2 separate regions of the Homo sapiens genome follow, and region 2 is linked to region 1. The links are chromatin contacts, found by Hi-C or POLR2A ChIA-PET in ENCODE. All regions are on one chromosome and are shown on one strand. The core of a region is the stretch at or near the end of the contact, and the rest is flanking DNA. Distances in the headings are between cores, read along the strand shown. Region 1 has its middle 37 kb from the start of UBE2G2. Region 2 overlaps LINC01547 (long intergenic non-protein coding RNA 1547).

What was found. Hi-C counts contacts between places; a loop is a spot of excess contacts on that map. ChIA-PET counts read pairs that join two places held with the same protein, here RNA polymerase II (POLR2A). Pooled maps may share reads with other maps.
Region 2: a loop to region 1 is called in a pooled map, with 2.8 times the contacts of the local background. The contact joins two enhancer-like sites. A Hi-C loop is called at or near these places in 1 of 168 maps with a recorded cell type or tissue (A673) and 3 of 50 pooled maps. POLR2A ChIA-PET finds 5 or more read pairs at or near these places in 6 of 52 experiments (A673, Caco-2, PC-3 and 3 more).

What each region holds. Positions count from the first base shown.
Region 1 is chr21:44,762,845-44,767,751 of GRCh38, forward strand. No RefSeq gene overlaps it. Among named protein-coding and RNA genes, the nearest start is that of UBE2G2, 37 kb to the right of the region's middle. RefSeq lists enhancers at 1,562-2,127, 2,812-3,575, 3,576-4,339. Within about 2 kb of position 2,652, at least 3 of the 41 ENCODE cell types and tissues checked have a DNase peak (open chromatin) inside an H3K27ac peak, as active enhancers do.
Region 2 is chr21:44,931,213-44,936,119 of GRCh38, forward strand. It overlaps LINC01547 (long intergenic non-protein coding RNA 1547), which reads right to left. Exons shown (of 4, transcript NR_027128.1): 2 at 4,415-4,678; 3 at 3,722-3,884; 4 at 2,072-3,156. Among named protein-coding and RNA genes, the nearest start is that of LINC01547, 6.2 kb to the right of the region's middle. RefSeq lists an enhancer at 140-1,019 and a silencer at 1,349-1,718. Within about 2 kb of position 1,564, at least 7 of the 41 ENCODE cell types and tissues checked have a DNase peak (open chromatin) inside an H3K27ac peak, as active enhancers do.

The DNA.
Region 1 (4,907 bases), core at 1,402-3,901:
TGCCCACTCTGGGCTGCTCGGGCCCTATCTCTACCATGTACGCCCCTGGAGCCCACGAGCCGCTGGCCTCACTGCCCTGGGCTCCACCCTCCATAGCAAGTCAGGGCTGACACGACAGGACACCTGCGGAGCAGCCCAGGCGCGAGGGAAGAGACAGAGACAGATGGAGAGACAGAGACCGAGAGATAGAGAACTTCACAAAAGAGCAGGCCAAATGCTTTGCTGGAACTGCTCCAAAGACGCCCCCACAGGCACACACACTCTCCTACATGTGTGCACATATCTGCACACAGGTGTGCACAAACACACATGCTTGGTGACGTGGAACCCGAGGTCTGGGTGGGATCGGCCCCCCCGGGACATTTGGGATCGTGCTGCAGCCCCGTCCTCTGCTTTAGGAGCTCCTTCAGGTGGGAACCAGTCCAGCAGGAGAAACCCGTGAGAATCCCAAAGTCTCTTCTGCCCTTAAGCTGCAGATGTTTCATGTGGTTCCAACTCATTTAGTATATTATCCAGGATTTCAAAGATCCATTAGCAAAGGACAACCTTCCACGTTTGTTTCCATCTGAATTGGTTCCAACGAGACAGTCCTCTGCCAGAAAGCCCCACACACGCACACAACCTGAGAACTCTTCTGGTTTCCCGCTGCTCCTCCACCAGCCCTGAGCAAACAGGAGTGCCCCGCACAGAGGCTGGGGCCATGGCAGGTGTCCAACATGCTCCCTGCCCAGCAGGGATGTGCCTGTCATGGGACGTCCAAGGGACAGGCACCCAGCACACCTGGGGTACCCACCACACCCGGACACCCAGCACACCCAGGACACCCAGCACACCCAGGCACCCAGCACACCCGGGGCACCTACACACCTGGGGCACCTACACACCTGGGGCACCTACACACCCAAGCACCCAGCACACCCAGGCACCGAGCACACCTGGGACACCCAGCACACCCGGGCACCCAGCACACCCAGGCACCCTGCACACCCGGGACACCCTGCACACCCGGGACACCCAGCACACCCGGGGCACCCTGCACACCCAGGCACCCAGCACACTCAGGCACCCTGCACACCCAGGACACCCAGCACACCCGGGGCACCTACACACCCGGGGCACCTACACACCCGGGGCACCTACACACCTGGGGCACCCTGCACATCCGGGCACCCAGCACACCCAGGCACCCTGCACACCCAGGACACCCAGCACACCTGGGGCACCTACACACCCGGGGCACCTACACAACCGGGGCACCCTGCACACCCAGGCACCCAGCACACCCGGGCATCCAGCACACCCGGGGCATCTACACACTCAGAACACCCTGCACACCCAGGCACCCAGCACACCCGGGCACCCAGCACACCCGGGCATCCAGCACACCCGGGACACCCGGCACACCCAGGCACCCTGCACACCCAGGCACCCAGCACACCCGGGCACCCAGCACACCCGGGCATCCAGCACACCCGGGACACCCGGCACACCCAGGCACCCGGCACACCCAGGCACCCAGCACACCCGGGGCACCTACACACCCGGGGCATCCAGCACACCCAGGACACCCTGCACACCTGGGGCACCTACACACCCAGGGCACCCAGCATACCCGGGCATCCAGCACAACTGGCACAACTGGGGCACCCGGGACACCTGGCGCACTCGGGGCACCCACACACCCAGCACATGCCGCCCCAGGCCCATGGAACTCGTGCTCTGATCTGAAAGTTCTCTTCAGACTCAGACTGGAATGTTGAGGATCCGAGATGGTGGCCGCCTGGTAGGGACCTGGCCCTGCGGTGGGAGGGTGAGCAGCTAGGCCCAGGACTCTCAGTGGGTGACCTCCTGGAGGGATGCCACCCAGGGTGCGGCTCCATCCACCCCACATTGGAGGAGCTCTCCTTCGGACAGGCCTGGGTGGGAAGGCATCCAGGAGCCATGTTGCTGACTGCTGCCAAGTCTCAGGTGGCCCCGTGGCTGTGCCCTGGAGGTGGCCCCATGTCACCCTTGTGAGGACGATGCCCCCTTCCCTCCTGGCACACATGTGCCCACTGCCACCTGAAGAGCTGACCGGGGCAAGGGGCACAGCTGAGGACAAGATTTCCTGACCACAGCTCAGACATGCGCTGGGCTGGGAGGGACCGAGACAGGAGATCCTGCCCCGAGAGGTGGGCGGGGGTGGCCTCCTGGACACGCCCACCACAGGGAGGGCTGCTGTCTCCCGAGCTACTCCGTGTTCTCTGTGCTTTGCACACATGGTCTTTAATCCTCACCACCACTCAGGGCTGGGATGTGACTGCCATCAAACCCATTCCCAGACCAGAAAACAAAGACCTAGACAGCTTCCCTCGCTAGCCCAGGTCATACAGCTGCTGGGGTCTGAGGAAGGCCAAGCCCCAGCAGGCTGGCCAGAGCCACCTTCAGCTGCCAGGCCCACAGCTCACCCACAGCCACTGACCAGGCAGCAGTGGGGATGCCCCACGTCAGCCTCTGCCCACAGGGCAGGACCACAGAACACATCCTGCCCTCCCTCCGACCCCCCCGCCACCCCACGCCAACTCTGCCCATGCCTATTTGGCAAGCCCCAGACAACACTCCTGGCAATGCCAGGAGCAGCTTTCAGGTCTGTGGTCCCCACACAAAGGCACCCAGCCCCACCCAGTCACACGACAGGGTGCCACTGCAAAGCCTAAACCGGAGATAGGGCCCTGCATCATCTCCCGACCACAGAGATGGGGCTGAATGCTCTGTACTTACACACCTGAAAAACCAGTTCCTTTCACTTTGCCATCCTAGCCTCTCATGAAATTGTACTCAAAAAAGAAAGCCACAGGATGCGTTCTTGTTATCCCTATGACAAGCAACTTAGAGCAACAGCACTGCCAGCTACCAGGCTGGCCGATCTTCACCCCAGCCCCCGGGGGGTTCTGATAAGGATGTAGGGGAGTGAGTCACCTGACCAGTGCACCACCCAGCTGGGGGCAGGGCCGCAGGGCCACACTTGTGGGAGGCAGACAACATGCATGGCCACTGCAGGGGGAGGAAAATCTGGAGTCTGGAGCAGAAGGAAAGTGGCTGGGGTGTCCAGAGCACTTCCCCACTGAGCTGGTGGACAGAGGAACTTCCAGGCATGTAAGGGAGGGTGCTGAGGGCCGGGCCCTGGTGTCTCCTGGCCCCGAGTGGAAGGTGAGGCTTTGCCAAGTGCAGCAGGTGGGCTAATAAGCCTGATGGTGGGGGGACTGAGAGGACCAGACCAGGGTGCGAGAAGAGACATGAGGTGGCTGTGTCGCAAAGGCCAGCACCTGAAGCGGGGGAAGGTGGAGCAGTGGAGGCTGCCCAGCAGGCCCCTGGGTCTAGGTGGACACTGCATAGGAGGGTGCAGTGGGCCTCATGCCACCAACCGCACCCCATGGAGGCAGAGGGGCCACAGTCCTGGAGGGTGGGGGGCCTTGCAGATTCAGCGATGCATCGGGGCACGGCGAGGACCATTTCTTGGCTGGGGCTTTGGCAAATGACCTCACCTCCCCCACCTCAACTCCTCAGAGCACGCCCTCGGACATCTCATGGCTGGGTTCACAGCCTTCAGAGGGGAAGATGCCCGGACGTGTGAGGACTTGCCCACTTCTGGTGTCAGAGCTCGGGCCCTGGAGGTCAGGTTCCACACAGCCAGCAGCGCTCACAGTCCAGGCATGGGAACGGGGGCACAGGAGGGGCACAAAGGTGGAGAGCCCCATCTCCCTGACGCTCCTATGGGATCCCCGAACCAGTACGCCCACCCAGCAGAGGGCAGGGCTGGGACATTCAACGGGGTGAGGCCAAGGGCAGGGGTTACAGATGTTCACCAGGGGATGACGAAGGGCATGGGCCAGCTGCCTCGGGGGCACCAGACCTGCCTCGGGGTACCAGACAGTTGGCACTGCCCAGTGGGTGGGTTCGGTGGGTGTTGAGGCCTGGAAGGTGTGTCTGGGATGGTGAGGGGGTACAGGCTATGGCTGGCTGAGTGGTGCCGGGGTTTGGGGGAGGAAGCTGGTGTTTCCTGCCTCTGCAGGGAGGTTCACCTTGCTTTGTCCCCTCAACAAAGCCAGGCTCTCGTGACAACGGGTCACAACCTGGACAGATCTGAGGAGCTGAACACCTCCAGCTTCCACAGGGCTCAGCCAGGACCTGGGCCCAACAGCATTCCCTCCCAGATGGGGCCACCACGCCACATCAGCACGACGAGACCTCCTCCCAGGGTGCCCCCCCCAGCCCAGGGTCCAGGCCCCAGGCCAACACCCAGAGGGGCTGGCTTTGTTCACAGCCCCTCTCCAAACCCTGCCCCCACCCCAAGCGGCCCCGCGGTCCCCTCCAGGGCAGGGTTTCCAGAATCCACCTGTCCTTAGTGTGTTCACTGCCCCTTGGCAGCCCCGAATTTTTGTACCTGTTTCCTGTCCCCTCCTTGTGTCCAGGTAGCATCCCCAGGGCCCTCGCCTCCAGCACAAATTCCAGCCTGCAGAAACCTTGTCAGCTCAGGGGGCCACGGTGCAAGGCACGCCCAGGGGAGGGAAGCTGGGGCTGCCCTGGGGTGCCTTTCTGTGCAGCTGGAGCAGTTCCATATCCTATGAAGAAACTGGTACAGAACAGCACTCCTCTGAAAAATTAGCAACCTCATCTACACAGAGACTGGACTGGAGAAGCCCCAGCAGGTGCAGCAATCCCAGAAGTGAGAGTCAGAGCTGTGGACGCCACCCTTGCTGTGGCCCAAGCAGTGAACTGGGGCCGCTAACCCCCAGGAAGGGTGAAAAGCCCCAACACCCAGAAGATGAGACCCTAGAGCTTCCCTGGCCACCCCAGCAGCCCTCCCCATCCCAGGAAGCAGACAGTTGCATGGGAAAAGCAAGGACGGCACTCAGCCAGACAGGCAA
Region 2 (4,907 bases), core at 314-2,813, 170 kb after region 1:
CTGGGCTCAGCCGGTCTCCTACCCACCCCAGCACACCTCAGCCCCCAGCCTCTTCCTCCCGCGCCTCCCCCGCCCTCACCACTTCCTCTCAATGGTCCCTGGGGATTACAGCACGATTATTTTTATTGCAAGAGTTTCCCAATGCGGGAACTCACAGCCCCAAAGAGTTTGCATCTGAGCTTCCTGTAGCATCCTGGGGCACGGACAGGCGGAACCGGGCCATCAGCCGTCCCTGCGCACAGAGGCGCACAGATTGGATCCGGCCTCGCAGTCCCAGGAGCCAAGAGGGGAGGCACGCGTGCCGGTTCTCGGAAATTCATTATGGGAATGTGCGCGTTGTGGAGATGCTCAGACCGCGAACAGTACTGCGGGAACCCAAACGATCATTTTTAACCCCAGACGTCCCTGAACCAAAGCCAAAGTCTACAGGTCACTGGGGCAGAGGCCGCCCGAAACCAGCTGTCCCCTCCCGGCCTAGGCGCGCCAGGTCCCCGCCCAGCCGGGGCGATCCTTTGGTCGGACAGTGAGGTTGGGAGCCCACCGCACCCAAGTGCCGCCGCATCCACCCGGCGCAGGCGACCCCCGACGGGCAGCCGCTCACCTTCTCCTGGCCCCGGGCTTCAGGAAAACTGCCTGGAGGTGGCCGGGGTCTCCCTAGCGGAGGCTGGGCGGCGGGCTTCGCGCCTGCCTCAGTCTCCCAATCCGTGGCCCGGGGGATGGAGCCCGCTGCGCGCAGAGGCTGCGGCAGGTCCCAGCCAGGTGCCCTGGAACGTGGCTCCTCCTTCCCTGAGGCGCTCCCCTGGGCACGAGGATGGGTCTCGAAGCAGGAGGAAGCCGCCTTCCCTCACCCGCTGTCCGGAGCTGCTCAGCCGGTGCGCGGAGCCTCCCCCGCCGCGGACACCACGATCCGACCCCCACCCTGACCCCGACCCAGACCCCCACCGCCCGACCCCGGCCGTATTCCGTTGCGTTTGCTCCCTGCCAGCTCCGGGGCCACCACTGAGCACGCGCTGTGAGTAGGCGCTTCCTGGAGCTTTTCCTGGGGGTCCTCAGAAAAACCCCTGCCGTCCCCATTATAGAGATGGGGAAACTGAGGCTCAGGAAGGCCAGAGCTTGCCCAAAACCTGCGGTCCGCGGCGGGCAGGGATTCCACGCTCCGAGCCTGGCCGCCTCCCTGGGGCGCGTGAAGGGAGCTTTCCTTCCCCGGGAAAGGCCGGGGCCAGAGACCCGCACTCGGACCAGGCGGGGGCTGCGGGGCCAGAGTGGGCTGGGGAGGGCTGGGAGGGCGTCTGGGGCCGGCTCCTCCAGGCTGGGGGCCGCCAGCTCCGGGAAGGCAGTCCTGGCCTGCGGATGGGGCCGCGCGTGGGGCCCGGCGGGGCGGCCTCGGGAGGCGTCCAGGCTGCGGGAGCGGGAGGAGCGGCCGTGCGGGCGCCAGCGCCGTGGGTGGAGGTCGCCGTCCCTCCTGAGGGGCAGCCGGTGCATTTGGGACCCGGGAGCAGAGCCCGCGCCTCCCCAGCGGCCTCCCCGGGGGTCTCACCGGGTCTCCCGAGAGCGGAGGCCCCGGCTCCGCAGAAACCCGGGGCGGCCGCGGGGAAGCAGCGCCCTCAGGCGTCGGAGGAGCCCCCAGAAGGACCTCGCGCCTCCCCGCCGGGCTCCGACCGCCTGGGTTCGGTGCGGGACGGCCCAGGCCGCCAGGACCCCCAAGCGCAGCTCAGTCTGCGGGGCACGACCCAGAGGCCAGCAGCAGAGGACGGGGCCGGGGCCGGGAGAGGGCGGGGAGGGCGCTCCTGGGAGGTCAAGGCCAGGGCTAGGCTTTCAGGGTCATGGCCTGGCCCCTCATCCCCAGGGAGGTGAGGGGGCTCTGTGAGCAGAGGGGCCCCGGTGGAGAAGGCGCTGCTAGCCAGGGGCGGGGCAGGAGCCCAGGTGGGGACTTAGGGGTGGCTGAAGGGACCCTCAGGCTGCAGGGATAGGGAGGGAAGCTAGGGGTGTGGCTTGGGCAGGTGCTGGGGGACCGCGGGCGCCCTTTATTCTGAAGCCGAATGTGCTGCCGGAGTCCCCAGTGACCTAGAAATCCATTTCAAGATTTTCAGGAGTTTCAGGTGGAGACAAAGGCCAGGCCCAGGTGAAAATGTGGCAGTGACAGAGTATGGGGTGAGAACCACGGAGAGAGGAAGTCCCCGAGGCAGATGATGGGACAGAGAGCGGGGACCAGAATTTTTTAAAACGCATCTGAGATGCGTTTGGCAGACTCATAGTTGTTTTCCTTTCACGGAGAAAGTGTGGGCAGAAGCCAGCTCTAAAGCCCAGGCTGCCCAGCCTGCACTGGCAGAGCTGACGGAAGGCCAGGGCAGAGCCTTCCCTCCCTGTCACAGACATGAGCCCTGGAGATCTGGAATGAGGCAGATGTGCCCAGGGAAAGCTGATCCGCCCCGACCCAGGGCCCCCCGGGTGCCCCTTTGAGCGTGGAATCGTTGCCAGGTCATGGCTCCCTGCTATCGAACACCGGACATGGGTCGTGTGCTGCACCTGGCAGTTGCAGGACCGACACCCGCAATGCCTTAAGAGGTGATGACTGCCTTCCAGGGGCCTGGCTGGCTGACACTTTGCATGGCTCCTGGAGAAGAGGGATTGAGTGGAGTCCACGGGTCATGGCCACGTCCTGGGTGCTGCCTCTGAGGCAGGGCCCGGCTGGGGTGAGAAGGGGCTGGAGACAGGTTCCTGCCAGTTCAGCCTCTAACCGGTGGTCTTCATGCCTAGGAACCCACTGGGGGCTTATGAAACTGCAGGTGGCTGAGTCCTTGCCATGGGGTCTCTCCTTCAGCAGGTCTGGGTGGGGCCGGAGACTGTACCCCACAAAAGGTCCCAGGTGAGGCGGATGTGGCCTGGCGCTGTGTGGCTCTGGACCTAGTCCTTGGGCTTGGGCTGGCACCCAGGGCCTGGGCTTGAGACAGCTGTGACGCAGGCAAGCCATTTACCCCGTTTGTGGGGACATTACATCTTCCTAGCTTGGAACACACAGGCAGCCAGGGTTGTTATCCACATTCCTCCTCCATGTTCTTCTCTTGAGAACTTTTACCAGGTATGTCAGGAGCTGGGCTCCACCAGGGAGACTCAAGTGGAAAGCCCTCATCCTTGTCCTCCAGGAGACAGGAAAACCTATGGTTACAATTCCAGGGACAAGAGCGATGCATGTGAGGTGTGGCAAATCTCACTGTTCAACTGGAGAAATCAGAGACAGCTTCCTGGAGGCAGTGACACCTGGACAGGCTTCTCCACAGGAGGAAGCGAGTGAGAGAAGCCAACTGGGATGGACCCATCATGTAGGGGGAACAGTGCGCGCAGAACCAACAACCACCCCCACCCTAGGCCCAGAGCTCACGGAGAGAGCTGGGCCTCTCGGGGTGACTACATAGTTCCCTGCTGGATCTTAGGTCTTGTCCTTGGGCAGCTCTGCTGAGACCTCTATGCCTGTTCCAGGCTGCACCAAGGTTTTGTGACTATTGACCCTTGACTTTGAGTTGGGAGTTGCTGTATTTTTACTAAGGGATGGAGAGACACAGCCCCCAACCCCCAGGGAGCTGGGCTGGCTCTCCTATGGCTCAGCCCATAGCTCCAGCCCCAGGGATGTCCAGAGGATCAGAAAACTCCCTCCCTCCTTTAAAGCAGCTACTGGCAGAGTCCGTGGAGCTCTTGGGGGCTGGGAGACAGGCAGGAAACCCACCTGGCAGGCAGGCAGGAGCCCATGGGGGAGGGTTGATCTTTGATCTTCCTCTGATGGCCCAACGGGAACTGTGAGCACCCAGCCGCTCACTGGGACATCTCGGTGCAGGGAAAGGGCTGAAGCTGGCGCAGCCACGGCAGCATCCCCTCTCGTGGCAGTGCTCCTGAAACAGAGACGTGGTCTGGGCAGCATGCTGAAAGGCATTTCTGAATGAAGCCTCCTACTGACCTAGAGCCAGCACACACCACTCCAGGGGCAGAGAGGAGAGAGCAGGAGCAGGAGACAGTCCAGGGCAGAGGCAGGCTCTGAGTCCATGGAGACCCTCCCTGGGGCACCCCCTGCATCTGCAGGGGTCCAAGCCTAGCACTGGCTCTGCAAGGATTCAGCCACTCATACTGTGCCCCCCCAGCATGGGGCATCTGTGGGTCTCCCTGAAGGTGGGCACCTGGGCAGCCTTCCTGAGGGGTCAGAGCATCCTTGCAGGCATCAGTGATTCCCTCTGTCCCTTTCACCACTGGCCATGGCTGGAGCAGAGCAGCACCGCATGGTTTGGCTCTGGACAGCTGTGAGGCCCCATGAGGCCCAGCATGTCTGCAGGGGCCTCTCCTAGCCCCCTCTCTGCATTCTGAGGCTTCACTTGTTGAACAGAAAGAGGTAGCAGAATCCCAAATAAGAGTGCAACATGTCACCTACCAGCTCCAGCGCCTGGGGGCCAAGTGTGGACTCAGAGCTTCTGTCCAGCAGAGGCCCCTGATGTGCAGCTGCACCGAGACACCCAGGCAGGGCGTCACCTGCAAGGTCAGCTGCAAGGCTGGGACTGGGGTTTGTAATCGCTGTTGTCTCTTGGCCTGCAGGATCCTCACGCGTGCCGCTTCGGTCCTGATGGGCAGGACGCAGGTCTCTCACTAGACCAGTGTTTCCCTCTGTGAGGCCTGGAGAGGAGCCTTCTGGCCACTCCTGGGTACAACACGAAGGGAGAAGCAGACCTGAGTTTTTTATTTTTACTTATTTTTTTTTTTTTGAGACAGAGTCTCGCTCCATCGCCCAGGCTGGAGTGCAGTGGTGCGATCTCGGCTCACTGCAAGCTCCGCCTCCCCGGTTCATGCCATTCTCCTGCCTCAGCCTCCTGAGTAGCTGGGACTACAGGCGCCCGCCACCACGCCCAGCTAATTTTTTGTATTTTTAG